Regions from separate parts of the Homo sapiens genome. Here all the other regions are linked to region 1. A link is a contact called in ENCODE Hi-C data. All regions are on one chromosome and are shown on one strand. Each heading gives the region's core, a stretch centred on a gene start or an enhancer-like site at or near the end of the contact. The rest is flanking DNA. Distances are from core to core; before and after follow the strand shown. Region 1 overlaps FHIT (fragile histidine triad diadenosine triphosphatase). Region 2 overlaps CFAP20DC-DT (CFAP20DC divergent transcript). Region 3 overlaps CFAP20DC-DT (CFAP20DC divergent transcript).

Region 1 (4,543 bases), core at 711-3,210:
TTTCACTGTGTTAGCCAAGATGGTCTTGATCTCCTGACTTCGTGATCCACCCGCCTCGGCCTCCCAAAGTGCTGGGATTACAGGTGTGAGCCACCACGCCCAGCCAATAGATAAACCTTTGACAATATCGATTAAAAGAGGAAGATGTTTTGAATGAAAAAGTGAATATTTATTACAACTAAAATAATAAATGGCTATTGTCAACAACTATCTGTCAAAATTTTTAAAAATTTAGATGAAATGTATAAATGCCTAAAAATTTATAACTAACCATAATGGACCCAAGAAATAACAAAAAGTTTATATAGCCCTATGGCTATTAAATAAATTAAGGTAATTGTTAAAATTTTTTTTGCAAAGAAAACATCACACCAGGTGATTTTACACGCAAATTTTTCCCAATGTTCAAGGAAGACATCATTCCAATTTTATGCAAACTCTTCCATATGATAGAAAAAAAGAGATTATTCCCCATAGATTCTGTAAATCAGTATAACCCTGTTACTAGGACCAGGCATAAAAATCACAAGGGAGGAAAATTACAGCCTTCTCTCACAAAGGAATATAGATGCAGACCATTCTTCTTAGTAGTATACTCAATTGTAAGGCATAACAAATTTTATTTCCAATATACAAGTAGCAGTGTAACATTACAGAAAGATTTCATTAGCTTTGGAATGTACCATTTTTCTAGCTGTATAATGTAGCAATGTTATCTAATTTCTCTAAGACTCAGTTTCCTTCTTTGCAAAATGGCTTTTTATAATATCTATCTAATTCTGTGGGAATTAAGGAAGTAAACAATATAAAGCCCTTAGCTCAGAGTCTGGAAGTAACAGTAAGCAATAATAAGTTACAGCTTCTATTTATCAAGTACTTAGCTCCCCGGCTGAGTATTTTTTTTTTTTTTAACTCTCCTTTAATCCCCACAACCACCCTGAATGGTGGAGATTATGCTCAATTAGTGAATAAAGAAACTGAGTCAAGTGGAATTTCAACAACTCACCCAAAGTCACATAAGTTGCAAAAAGTCACGCTAATGTAACAATCGCAGTCTCTGAATACTGATGCCTGGGGTCCTTTCAAATGTGGAGCTGATATTACCAGCTGCTATCGGGGACACAGCACTTCCTCTGAGGGGCACTGGAGTTCCTTCCACAAGGCATGGAATGTGTTCACCTTTTCAGGGGAAGCAGTTTTCAAGTTGGGGTTTGATTTGTGACATGTGAGATTAAATTGCAGCATTTCTAATGGAAAGGCTTCAGAGGGCAGGAATGAGCGATACACTGTCATTTCTCCATCTCTGCGTGAGGAACCTTAAGCACTAATGAGATCAGATATGTCACCGCAACTCTCTCCACTCTGCCACAGATTCCAGGTCAGAATATTTTTTTTTTTAAACATTCTGGCCACTTCACTGCCTACCTGCAACTCTCTACCACGTTCCTGACATATAAGATTTATGATAATTTACCTTAGGCAGGGCTTGGAGTTTTATTCCACCAGGTTATCAAAAATGTTGCCAATAATCTCTTTCATATTTTCATAGGACAAGATTATACAAATAATATTCCACCCTATTCTTTCCCTAGAGAAACTTACATATCGATTAGACAGGGAGGCCTAACAAAGATTCAAGAGTCAGTTTGTCCTATGAGCGTGGAAAACACCACTCCTGTTAAAGATTACAGAGTGACGTCACTTATGACTATGCTGTGCAAAGTGCTGGGTTTTTTTTTTTTTTTTTGTATCCTAAGGGGCTTTATGCTTGTCTTTGTACTATTGGTGCCTTGGGAAGGAAAACAAGAATGCATTTCTCAACATTTATGTCTGCAGCGATACTGGGAACTGTGAATGCTAACATATTTTTAAAGAGCTCTGATAGAGAGAAACCAGGTGGTGAAAGAAGGTAGTGAACAAGCCTGGATACAGAAAGGTTTAGAGTAGAACTTACGGGCGCCACCTGCTGGTCCCCTGACACCACTGCCCAGAGCTTCCAGTTCCCCTAATTGGAGTCTCAGCTTTATGGCCAGTTGGCTCAGCTGAATATTATTAAATGATTTCTGTCTTCAACTATGCTTAGACACAGCCTTGGAGACAAGTAAGTAATGCAGAGAGAGTAAAAGGGAGTGAGTAGATGTCAAAGAATGGTTTGCCCATTCAACATATGTGTGACTGCTGTGAAAGGTGTATGGGAGTTTCCCACATCATCTATCAGCAAAAAGACATAAATGGTGATCTTCCTTCCTTTTCCCACCTTCTTTTTTTTTTTTTTTTTTTTTTTTTGAGATGGAGTGCTGGAGTGCAGTGGAGCGATCTCGGCTCACTCCAACCTCCACCTCCTGGGTTCCAGTGATTCTCTTGCCTCAGCCTCCCAAGTAGCTGGGATTACAGGCGCCCGCCACTACGCCTGGCTAATTTTTTGTATTTTTAGTATAGACGGGGTTTCACCATGTTGGCCACGATGGTCTCAAACTCCTGACCTTGTGATTCACCTGCCTCGGCCTCCCAAAGTGCTGGGATTACAGGTGTGAGCCATCGTGCCCAGCCTTTTCCCTTTCTTTCTTGGAGAGAAATGATAGCATCTGAGGAGGCAGGAGCGAGGGGTGTCTTGTGGAGGTGGGTAGTGATGGCAGCCTGCTCTGTAACTGAACATGCAGGGCAACGTGGGGAGAGGGGTGCTGCATGGATGGGGGCAGTGGTGTTTCTAGTGTGTGAGGAAGCAGAGCAGAGGATGAGATGTACGCAGGTGGTGGGCAGTGAAGGCTAATATTGAACAAATGAGTATATATATTAAGGATAATGGGAACCAAGTTTCTGTCAGAGAAGGTATTTATAAATGTGGAAGGGGGAAAAGACTTAGATTTGAATTGAAGATACTGATATGAATTCATGTGGCTTATGTGTAAACATATACACATACCCAGATATGGAAATAATAATAAGTGTGTGTTTGTGTGGACTTATATGTACATATTTCCTAGCTCTGTGTTGACTGGGTCTCAAAGCATTGACATCACAGGAACAATAAGCATGCTAAGCACCCAGATCTTGATTTCTAAAATCATTCTACACGGACAGGAACCAGAGCTGCTTGGAGAAGTGGCTGATTCCAAGGCTGGACAGGGACAGTATAAGATGATCCTGGAGCATCTTTTTTGTACCAGAATATAAAGAAATGCTCAAAGAATGATGGGGAGATCTGGCAAGTACCAACTGGACCAGGTGATCAAGTGGGGATACGGTCAGTGTGGTTGCCTTCTGATGTGATATGCTGAGAAGAGCTCAGCAGCGTTTTTGTGGAATTCCTGCCAAGATGGCATGGAAGAATACATGACTTGAGTCTAATAATGAAGAAACAGTGGAAGCTCCAGAGAAAGAGTCATCCTACAGGAAAAAAAGACCTATACTCTTTAAGGCAGGAAAACACGAGACAGGGAAAGAATAAAAATCCATTCCAGGCTGGGTGCTGTGGCTCACGCCTGTAATCCCAGCACTTTGGGAGGCTGAGGCGGGTGGATCACCTGAGGTTAGGAGTTCAAGCCCAGCCTGGCCAACATGGTGAAACTCCGTCTCTACTAAAAATACAAAAAATTAGCCAGGCATGGAGGTGTGTGCCTGTAATCCCAGCTACTCCAGAGGCTGAGGCAGGAGAATTGCTTAGAAGCTGGGAGGCGGAGGTTGCAGTGAGCTGAAGATCGCGTCACTGCACTCCAGCCTGGGCGACAGAGGGAGACTCTGACTCTCAACAAACAAACAAACAAACAAAACCATTCCAGATTGGAGGAAACTGATGAAAAATAATAATTAAATGCAGTGTATGTTTCTGTATAGCATCCTGGACCAAAAAAGAAAATGTCATCACTGAGACAGTTGGCAAAATGTGAATGGGGCCTGTGGACTGAATGGTAGTGCTGTATCAGTGTTGATTCCTGATTGGAAGTGTTTTTATAATAGTAATGAGAAGAGTGCTCTTGTTTTGGGAAGGTAATCAAACACCTGAAGAGTGATGGAGCATCATATCTGAAAGGGAATATCTATATATTGATCTCTCTGAATGAAAGAGAATTAAAATGTTGCAAGGTGGATAATCAGGGTGAAAGGATACCGCAGTTCTTGCTACCCTTCTGTCGGTTTGAAACAGCTTCAGAATTAAAAAAAATACTAAAAGTGCTGAGCTCTGAGAAGAAGAAAATAGCATAAGTTTAATGGGAAAATTATGTTATACATGATTAGAATCCTTCTTTGTTTTCTGAGAAGACCCTTTGTTGGGAAGAATTGATGATCAGGAATGCAAATGAGAATGGCCAAAGGACAGCTAGCTGACTTACAAAAAGAAAAAGAAGATTCGGTATAAAGAAGGAGAGAAGGGTGACCAGGTATGCAAGGAGAAAAACTGATTGCTAGATATTGAGAGAGAGTACTTGCAAACAAGCAAACAGTTGCCATAGGGAATGGAACTTGTAGGGAAAAGAAGGATGTTGGAGAAAAGTTGAATAAATTTTGAAGTGTTAGGTGTAATATAATTCTTCTGTTATTCCAA
Region 2 (4,909 bases), core at 2,079-4,578, 410 kb before region 1:
AAGTATTACCTTGGTCTGTGCTTTAACTGAGTTGGATAGAGACGGCACACTGCAATTGTTAAGGTTAATGACCCAGTGATTTACAAGACAAGGCACATTTACTGGCAAATAGATTTTAGTAATTGTTCCGCTCCACAGTGAGAATAACGGTTTGTGTATTGATTCATCATGTCTTGGAGTTGGGGCTCACTCAGAGAAGACAGAGCCCAGGGTCTTGTGGCAGAGGCTGCCTAGGATCGATGAGATTAGCAGACCCCACAAGCTCAGCTTGCTAAGAGAAATTTTGCTCAGGAAAACCCTCAGGTGCCCTCAGGTGGAGTGAATAATAATTGTAAGACAAAGATGGCTTACAAGTGCTGCAGGTGCCAGAATTAAAAAAAAAAAAAATAAATAAACACACAAACCCCACGAAACTAATACAGGCTTATTTTTTTCCGCTTTTATTGAGATATTATTAGTAAATAAAAATGGTATAATTTATGATGTTTAACGTGATGTTTTGATATACATATACATTGTAAAATTACCACAATCAAGCTAATTAACACATCTATTACCTCTCATAGCTGCCATTTATGTGTGTGTGATTAGAACAGTTGAGATCTCAGCAAATTTCAAATATACAATATGTTATTATTAACTATAGTCGTCAAGCTTATAACTTGTAAATGAAAGTTTATACTTCTTGACCAACATCTCCCCTTTCCTCTCATTCTAGTCCCTAGTAACCACAATTCTACTCTGTTACCATGAGTTCTACTTTTTATTTTATTTTTTTAAGCTTCTACATATGAGTAAGATCAGGCAGTATTTGCCTTTCTGTGCCTGGCTTATTTCACTTAGCATGACGTCCTCCAGGTTCATCCTTGTTGCAAATGTGGCAGGTTTTCCTTCTTTTCAAAGGCTGAATCGTATTCAATTGTGTAAATGTACCATATTTATCCATCATCTGCCAATGGACGCTTAGGTTGTTTCCATATCTTGGCTATTGTGAATAATGCTGCAATGAACATGAGAGCACAAATATCAATATAGGTTTATTTTTGTTCTATGAGAGATGAGCACACTTGATACTCAGAACATTTCCACTGGGGGATTCAGTTCGGCATTTTTAAGGGGAAGGGATAAATAAAACTTGGGGAAAATATCCTCTAGAATGGTTTGATCTCTTTTAAAGAAATATAATTGTGTTCGGACCCAGGATGTAGGTCCAGTTATCAGGTTGATTAAACTTATTTTTCTGATGCCTTGCCTCAGTATGGATTGAGAGCCACAGAATCATCTATGAGAACCTGGCCACTCCAAGCATATGTCAGTAAGTCTGTGCCCTTTTATTTTCTTGTGCTTCTCTAAGACTACGGGCAAGAGGCTGCAATTCTTTTTCAAGGGCGTCTCCAATTACCGCTCATTAACTCTGAGAAAAGCTCAAATAGGGAAGACAAAGAGGATTGGACTGAGGACGCTGGAGAGTGAAGACAAGACACTGAGCTCCCCCACCTCATGCACTGCACAGGGCTTCTAATCTCGGCGACCACATGGGAATGAGGCCCTGCTTCCCTTAGGTCTCTGCTGTCCCCAGGGAAAGTGAGTGAGATGAGTCAAGGCACAAGAACAGCAAGCCTCCTTGTATTGCTTTTCCAAGTATGCTGTTTATATTGTGCATGTGTATATATGTAGATGTGATATATGAATCTGGAGATCTCATCTGATGGGATATGAGAAAAAAGCCCAGTTGTAGAAGACAGACCAGCACTGAGAGATGTCATTATTAAAAGATGAATGAAAGGCAACTTTTCTGGCGGAATGTAATATCACACAAATAGACAACACAGTTTTGTTTTTCTTTTTTAAACTCTTTAAATTGTGAAATATCATACTTTAAAACAAGCATTTACAGTTTATATTTACAGTTTAATTTAGAAAAAAACGTTTACCTATGTAACAAACCTGCACATCCTACACATGTATCCCAGAACTTAAAATCAGATAAATTAATTAAAAAAAATACAAGCACCTGTGGACCCACCACCCAGTTTAAGAACTAGAACATGACCCGTGCGTTCTGTTCCCAGGGATTCTGTTCTGATATCCTTCCCCAGGCATGCTGTCTCCCTCCCTCCCCAGCAAGGAGTACCTCTGAATTTTATGTAGTCATTTTGTTTTAAGAGATACATATCTTTACATAGCTCTAAAATTGTAGAGCTGTGTGTAGCGCCAGTTCATTCTTTTTTAACATTCTGTATAGCTTTTCATCATATAAATATACCACAGTTGGGTTACCCACACTATTGTTGGTGGAAACCAGGGTCATTTCCAGTTTTCAGCAGTGCTGTGCATGTCTTGTGTCATACATGTACAAGAGTTCTCTCAGGTAGATATCTAGGATTGAGCTTGCCAGCTCACAGTTTGTATATATGTTCAGTTTTTACTGCCCAATGCCAAATTGTTTCCTGAAGTGGTTGTACCGATTTTTACTCCCACCAGCAGTGAGTGAGAGTTCCCACTGCTTCATACTCTTGCCAATATTGGATATTGTTGGATTTATTATGGTTTACTAACTGATGGTACAAAGGATATTTTATTACAATGTTAGTTTGCAAATAAATTGGTCATAAGCTTGAACACCTTCTCGTGTTGGATATATATGTTTCTTTTTCTGTAGAAAGCCTTTCTATGAACTTTTTCCTTTTTTCTTATATTGTGTTTTATTCTTTGTTATTCACTAATAGGAGCTCTTCACATATTCTAGATCCTTGCTGTCCAACAGAAATATAACGCAAGCCACATATAATTTAAAATTTCCTAGTAGCTACATTAAAGAAGTAAAAATAAACTAATAAAACTGGTTTTAATAATTCATTATTTTATGTCACTAAACTTTATCCAAATGTACCTAAAATTATCAATATAAAATTATTAATGAAGTCTTTGAAATTTAATGTGTATGTTATACTCATGGCAGATCTTATTCTGTGCCAGTCACATTTCAGTTGCTCACCAGCCACATGACGACTGTATTGATCAATACATGTCTAGAGGCTTCTCCTTTGACAATTAGATTTTCTTCTAAATTGTAGCTTATGCTCTCACTTTTTTGTGGCTTCTTTTTATGTGCAGGAGTGCTTCACTTGAACATAGCCCCATTTGATTAATCTTTCTTAGTGCTTTTTTGCATTGTGCTTAAAACCTTCTCTACACTGAGGTGATGAAAGTGTTGTCTTTTGTCCAGAAGTTTGAAAGTTTTGTCTTTTATGCTTACAGTCTTGATCCATATGGACTTGAACTTTGGGTTTCGTTTGAGGAAATTTCAACTATCTATATGGATAACACACTGCTGAACTGCTCCTTCTTGGTCCACAGCTCTGCACGTAGCCCTGTCGTGAGTCAGGTTTCCACGACAGGCACGGGTGTGTTTTCAGACTCTGTCTTCTGTTCCATTTGTCTCTTTGTTTGCCTCTTTCCAAATACCACACTGTCTTCATTATTATAGCTTTAAAATAAGCCCTGTTACCTGCTGAGGCAAGTCTCCTGGCTTGTTTCTCTCTTGGAGTTTCTTGGTATATTTCAGCCTTTGCTTTCAGATATAAATTTTAAAATCAGTTTGTCAGGGTCTGTGAAAATCCTTTTGTGGCCGTTCTATTCTGTTAGATGAGCTGTGTGAACTCAAATAAGTCACTTTGCCTCTTGGGCCTATCTTTTCATCTGTAAAATGACAGTTTCATTTTGATAGGAGTGAGTGTTTCATTATTAAATGATGTAATGCATGTAAAGTTCCCAGCACAGTGCCTGGCACCCAGGAAATAGTCAACAAGTAAAGGAGTGGTTTTATTGCTGTTAAAGCTGAGATGTGGGGGCCTGTTGTGGAGAGTGCTAGAATCTCAAAAGACAGGCTGGTTTTTAGTTGTACAGAACTGCAGTCTAGGAACTGTAGACTTATTATCACCTTTGTCTTCACATTTTAGTGCAGGCTTTTGTGATTAATATTAACAATGCACGTGTATAGAACTTTATACCTCAAAATATTTTCACTCATTTGATCATATTTGGACTGCTAAGGAGCATTGAGAAGCAAGTAAGCATGCACGTATTTGGAAATACCTGACAAGCTTCAGCCAAGCCTTGGAAGCTATATTAGGACAATGGGGTAAGAGGTTATAAGGATCAGACAACCACTCAGCTGCCTAGATGCCATCCATCTGCCAAGACAATTTGAAGGTGGAAGGGAGGGTAGGATTGCCAGAGAAAAACAGGACATTCATCTAAATTTGGATCTCCAATAAACAGTCATTTTTTAGGATAAATATGTCCCACATATTGCAGGTATACTTACACTGTGACATTCATTTCTCTGAAATTCAGATTTAACTGGGCATCTGTGTTTTCACTGGACACCTAAATCTGGCAGAAGGTATTGCTGTTACTTCTTCAAATTGGAACTGTGCTCCAGAGTCTTAATGCATAAATTGCCCTGAGATCTCATGCAGTCCAGCTCCTTCTTTTAGCAAATGTGGAAATTGAGATCCAGAGGCTGAGTGGTTACGTGTGGAATCGGATGATTCCTGATTCTGCATTCCTTTTTATGCTTCTGAACGTGCAAAAATACACAGCCACCTTTTCATTGTCTTCTTTATCTTGGAGAGGTAGGGACGTCTACCACATTGACCACAACTCTTCATTGAGCCTTGGTTATGGGCAGTTTACATGGCAGGCCCTAGCCACCAGGCAAGTATCTGGTCACTCAGGGGATTAGCTAGGTCTCAAATTCTCAGGGTTCTGGAAGTATCATTCTGGACTGTAGCTGAAGGCCATGAGGCCACATAGCCAGGCTTTAGCACCTCCATTGAAATGCAGCCTTGTCAGAGCCGTCAGCTCCTGTGCTGATAGGGAACAATCACAGAGAAGCAGGCAA
Region 3 (4,834 bases), core at 1,192-3,691, 470 kb before region 1:
TCCATTAGGTGTTTCTTTCCTGCTGCCATGTAAAAAGATTAAAAATAGTATTGTAGACAGACTGAATTTAGGGGGAAATTTTTCGGTCCTGTGCACCATTGTGGATTATGTCTTTGAAGCTCACACTGAACTCCTCAAGCTCCATTTTAAGTGTCATTTTATCACATCCCATTCACTTGAGTCCAGAGTCCTGAGCTAGGGAATGGCAGATAATTGCCAATCCCACCATGAAAGTGTTATCTGCATATTAAACACGTCACTCAGGAATCCAGTGAATGAGTCAGAGACAAAAGTTTAAAATAAGATCATCATTCTTGCAGGTCCTCCTTCCATACATTGCAGCAGGAGTCTGTTAGGGACCATATCGAAAAATAGAATTGCAGAAATCAAGTATGTTTCTTTCAGTACCTCTAGGTGGGGAGTGGAGGGTCAGTAGGAGAGAAAATATAGGCTTTGGGTTGAGAGGGATCTGGGTTCGATTTCCCAGCTCTGTGATATTAAACAAATCAATCACTCATCCCTAAGGAGTCTCAGTCTTCTCATCTATAGAACATGGGCAAAATACTGATCTTGCTGGTCAGGAAGATTAAACAGGCATCACCCGTAAAGCCACCTAGCTCATGCCACGCATAGAGGCATCCGGTGGCACATTGCCCTCAACACTGGGTGAATACCATTTTGAGTTAATTACAGCTCTGATTTCACAGACCATTTCCAAAGTTTAATTGTATTTCTTTCATGCAGTCATTTGAACTATCTACAGCGCGTTTCTTGTAGGTTACACCTGGCTACTGGAAGACGTCCTAGGTGATTGTTCAAAGGGGCCCATTGAGAGGTGAGTGATGAGGCTGGTGAGAATTCTGTGGTGTGCTTAAGAGTCTTCTGGGCATTTGCTAAATCTAGTCAGATTCTAGGACTCAACCCCAGAGAATCTGATACAGCGTTTGAAGAGGGGACTCTGAAATTTGCACAATGAAGGTTCTCCTCAGGTACTTACAATGTAGAGGCCTTTCGCACTAGACTTCAAAACACACTGCCAGAAACATGCCCACAGAAGAACCGCTAACGACTTAGTGATATGGAAGGGGGGCAGAGAGGTGCTGGGAAGAAAAGGACATGGTCCCTGGTGAGGGTTCCACCCCCGGCCGGTGCCCACGGACCTAGGTGAGAAGAGGGACTCCTGCATTTGTGGCCAAATATTGCATTTCCCAGGACCACCCTGGCCTGCCACACTGTCATCCTGTGCCTATAAAAACCTAGAAACCCTAGCAGGCAGACACAAAGGTGGCTGGACGTCAAGAGGAGCACATCAGCAGAGGAACACATGGGTGGCTGGATGTCGAGAGGAATGCACCAGTGTAGCACAACACCAGCACACTGGCAGGCCATCGACTGGCAGAACAATGCGGAGTGTGGCTGAGGTGGTTGGAAAAGAGTCGGGCGGCCAAGCGGCCGTACTCCACGGGAAAACCATCTCCCTTCTGGCTCCTCCATCTGCTGAGAGCTACTTCCATGCAATAAAACCTTGCATTCATTCTCCAAGCCCATGTATGATCCGATTCTTCTGGTACACCAAGGCAAGAATCCCAGGATACAGAAAGCCCTCTGTCCTTGTGATAAGACAGGGGTCTAATTGAGCTGACTAACACAAGCCACCTATGGATGGCTAAACTAAAACAGCACCCTGTAATACACACCCACTGGGGCTTCAGCTGTAAACATTCACCGCTGGACACTGCCGTTAGGTTGGGGCCCCACAGCCTGCCCGTCTGTGTGCTTCCCTAGAGGTTTGAGTGGCAGGGCACTGAAGAAGCGAGCCACACCCCCATCGCACGCCCTGCAAGGGGGACAAGGGAACTTTTCCTGTTTCACTAGGATTGACCACTGGGAAAATGCCACTCATGGGAGATGAGACAGCAGCCATCCAGTCACCAGAGAGCTGTGATATCCAGTCACCAGAGAGCTGCGATATGGACAAGCATGGGATTTGTCCTGGAGCCCCAGGGGTCAAAACAGAGCCTGATGGGTAGAAATTCCAGGGAGCAAATTTCCATTTAATATAGATGAGTGCTTTTCTAAGAATTAAAGGTGTCCAAGTGTGGCCTATGTAGCTCCAGGGGAAATGAACCTTCCAACTCAGGAGAAATTTAAATTTGTCTGTCTGAGTGACCTCTGGGAATTTTATAGAGAGGAGATTATCGCATGCTCTTAGCCCCCAATGGCACCCGAATTACTCTTATTGCCATTGCTTATACCTTTAGGTCCAGTGTGTTCACTCTCACAGATATTTGTTACCCATTTACTCAGTGCCTGATTCTATGAGGATGAAGCAGGAAAGTGCTCTGCAAATCCAGGACAGAGTGTGATTTTCGCAGATGCTGTTATTAGAAAAGAAAATGTCGGGTTTCACTTTCCATATGGAAAGAGGTAGTAGGTATTTCTGGTAATGAGAAGAGAGGGAGGGATTACTCATTGGAAGAAAGAGGTAATGAGTAAGCTAGTTCCGCTTTGAGAAGAAAAATGCTTTCACAACAGCTTTTAACAGATTGATTAAGCAAAGTTTTCGTTTTGTTTCAAATAATTATTTGTTTTTCTGCCTTTCTCTTCAGAGCTGTGAAATTCTAGACGTCTCTTAGAAATAAAATGGGTTGCTACACACTTATTTTTCTCAGCTCTATATACATTTCTCCTTCTTCTTTGAAATTTGTGGCCACCATTAATGTATATAGGATGTTCTCATTTTGATTTTCAGTTGAGACACTGCAGACTTTTATGAGGGATGCTTTGGATCAAGCAAGAGACACTGAGTAGTTTCCTTCCTTCCAAGATTTCAAAGCAACAGCACCATATTGAGTCTAAACTCAAAGCCTTTGTTCAGAAGCCAGCAGCTGGCTACTCACACCAAGATGGCATTGGATGTTTTTGGAGTGGGATATCCAGGTGACATTTTAATAAAAGCTTTCATGGGCCAATTATTTAATCTATAGAGTTTTATAATTAGCTGACTTTGAAACCTTATTAAACCCCATGTGCAAGATCATGTGAAATTGTACCTCAAGTTTGATTTTTCTTTGTTGTACCCCTCTTCTCTCCTACTTCCTTGATAGTTGCTATTTGTTTGATATTTTTAAAAATTTCTTATTGACACACAGATCCATCCACAAAACAAAGTCATAAAGGCACCTTGATCTGTAAAGTGTTCTGAGTTTCTTAAAACTCTAGTACAGAATGAGAGTCTCTAGAAGGTAGAAGGCCTAGTTTTGGAAGTTGCCATCAGCATTGGATTTTTGCCGAATAGTGCTATATATGTTCAATAATAAAGTTTTCTGTTTTTGTCAACTATTTCTTATGGAACTATTCTCTGTGATGCTGAGGTTACAGAAAAATATCATTTTTCTGTCACTGTTGGTGTTCTTCAGGACCTCACTTTTAAATAGATGTCCTTTTGAAACCTAGGTGGTTATGTGCATCAGAAAAACACCTTATCCTGTGCCCCATTGGGTGACTTGGACAAAGTAACACAATTTTGGTGGGGGAAATGGTACATATTATGTTTCATAGGAGCCAGATTCCAATAGTAACCATCTGACCCTTGTGATCCTATGTTTTCAATTTTCCTATAAAAGAACGCAACAAACAGTGCTGCTCAAGCCTATTTTTCTATTAAGTGTTCTTTGATTCGTGAGTTGCTGGGTAGATTTTCCATTCTCAGTGTTAGAAGACACGAACATCAAATACTTTTCTCTTAGAGTAACTTCTCATGCAACTGTCTCATGGCATATGCTAAAAGAAAAGAAAGTTCCTTACGTATGAGTACAGAGAAACGGAGCATGATTTTAACCTTGGTTTCAGGTTTTGTTATTTAGTCTTTTTGACTTGAATATGAACTCAAGTGTTTGCTAATTAAAAGAATAAACACAGCAGCCATTGCTCCGCCAAAATACGTTTATCGAGTGCCTATCTTGTGCACAGTCCTTTGCTAGGCTCTGTTTATATAACATATCCTATTTAAAAGGCTGCTTGATAAATAAGCAGTTTGGAAATCCCTGGTGGGAGGTAGGTGGCGATATTCAGTGTAGCTTCCCCAGCTGCCACCTGGAACATGAGTCTGAGAATGTCTATGCAGGAAGATGATTAATTTCAAAAATCATTTCTAGGAAATTCTCTGGATCTTTATATAATTCCCTGGCCTCCAGGGAAAGAAGTTAAGATAACTTGAATTACTTGCCTTGGTAAAAATGTTGAACTGAATCCTGATCTCATTTCTTGCCTCCCCTTCCTTTTCTCTTCTTTCTAAATCAAAGAACAGTTTGACACTAATATGGTTGTTGTATTATTTATCTATTGCTGCGTAACAAGTTGACCCAACCTTAGCAGCTTAAAACAACTAACATCTATTATCACATAGTTTCTGGGAGTCAAGAATTCAAGAGAGGCTTAGTAGCTAAGTGGTTCTGGCTCAGGATTTCTCAGGAGGTTCTGGCTTAGGAGGTGGTGGTTAGGAGGTCAGCAGGGCTGCGGTGATCTAAAGTCTCACTCTCTGGCAGTCTGGTGGAAGGCCTCAGTTTCTCTCTACATGAGCCTCACCATATGGCTGCCTCAGTGTCCTCAGGATATGACATTTGGCTTTCCCTGGAGTGAGTGATGAAACAGAGAGAGAGAGATCAGACAGAAAACAACAGTGATTTTTATAAATTAGCCTCCAAAGGCACATACCTGTCACTTCCTCTTTATTCTGTTTGTCAGAAGTGAGTCACTAAGTCCAGCCCACATTCAAGGGAAGGAGAATTAGATTCCACCTCTTGAAAGAAGGAGTATCAACTAACTGAGAGCA

What was found. Hi-C counts contacts between places; a loop is a spot of excess contacts on that map. Pooled maps may share reads with other maps.
Region 2: a loop to region 1 is called in a map of PC-3, with 6 times the contacts of the local background. The contact joins two enhancer-like sites. A Hi-C loop is called at or near these places in 3 of 168 maps with a recorded cell type or tissue (CD4-positive, alpha-beta memory T cell, OCI-LY7 and PC-3) and 11 of 50 pooled maps.
Region 3: a loop to region 1 is called in a map of GM12878, with 4 times the contacts of the local background. The contact joins two enhancer-like sites. A Hi-C loop is called at or near these places in 1 of 168 maps with a recorded cell type or tissue (GM12878), 4 of 37 single-sample maps with no recorded cell type and 11 of 50 pooled maps.

The regions. Positions count from the first base shown.
Region 1 is chr3:59,855,976-59,860,518 of GRCh38, forward strand. All of the region lies in intron 8 of FHIT (fragile histidine triad diadenosine triphosphatase), which reads right to left. The region is part of intron 1 of LOC105377113 (a long non-coding RNA gene); the gene reads left to right. Among named protein-coding and RNA genes, the nearest start is that of MIR548BB, 760 kb to the right of the region's middle. Within about 2 kb of position 1,961, at least 2 of the 41 ENCODE cell types and tissues checked have a DNase peak (open chromatin) inside an H3K27ac peak, as active enhancers do.
Region 2 is chr3:59,440,728-59,445,636 of GRCh38, forward strand. The region is part of intron 5 of CFAP20DC-DT (CFAP20DC divergent transcript); the gene reads left to right. Among named protein-coding and RNA genes, the nearest start is that of CFAP20DC-DT, 360 kb to the left of the region's middle. RefSeq lists an enhancer at 3,593-3,642. Within about 2 kb of position 3,329, at least 3 of the 41 ENCODE cell types and tissues checked have a DNase peak (open chromatin) inside an H3K27ac peak, as active enhancers do.
Region 3 is chr3:59,383,955-59,388,788 of GRCh38, forward strand. All of the region lies in intron 5 of CFAP20DC-DT (CFAP20DC divergent transcript), which reads left to right. Among named protein-coding and RNA genes, the nearest start is that of CFAP20DC-DT, 300 kb to the left of the region's middle. RefSeq lists an enhancer at 2,219-2,278 and a silencer at 2,449-2,508. Within about 2 kb of position 2,442, at least 2 of the 41 ENCODE cell types and tissues checked have a DNase peak (open chromatin) inside an H3K27ac peak, as active enhancers do.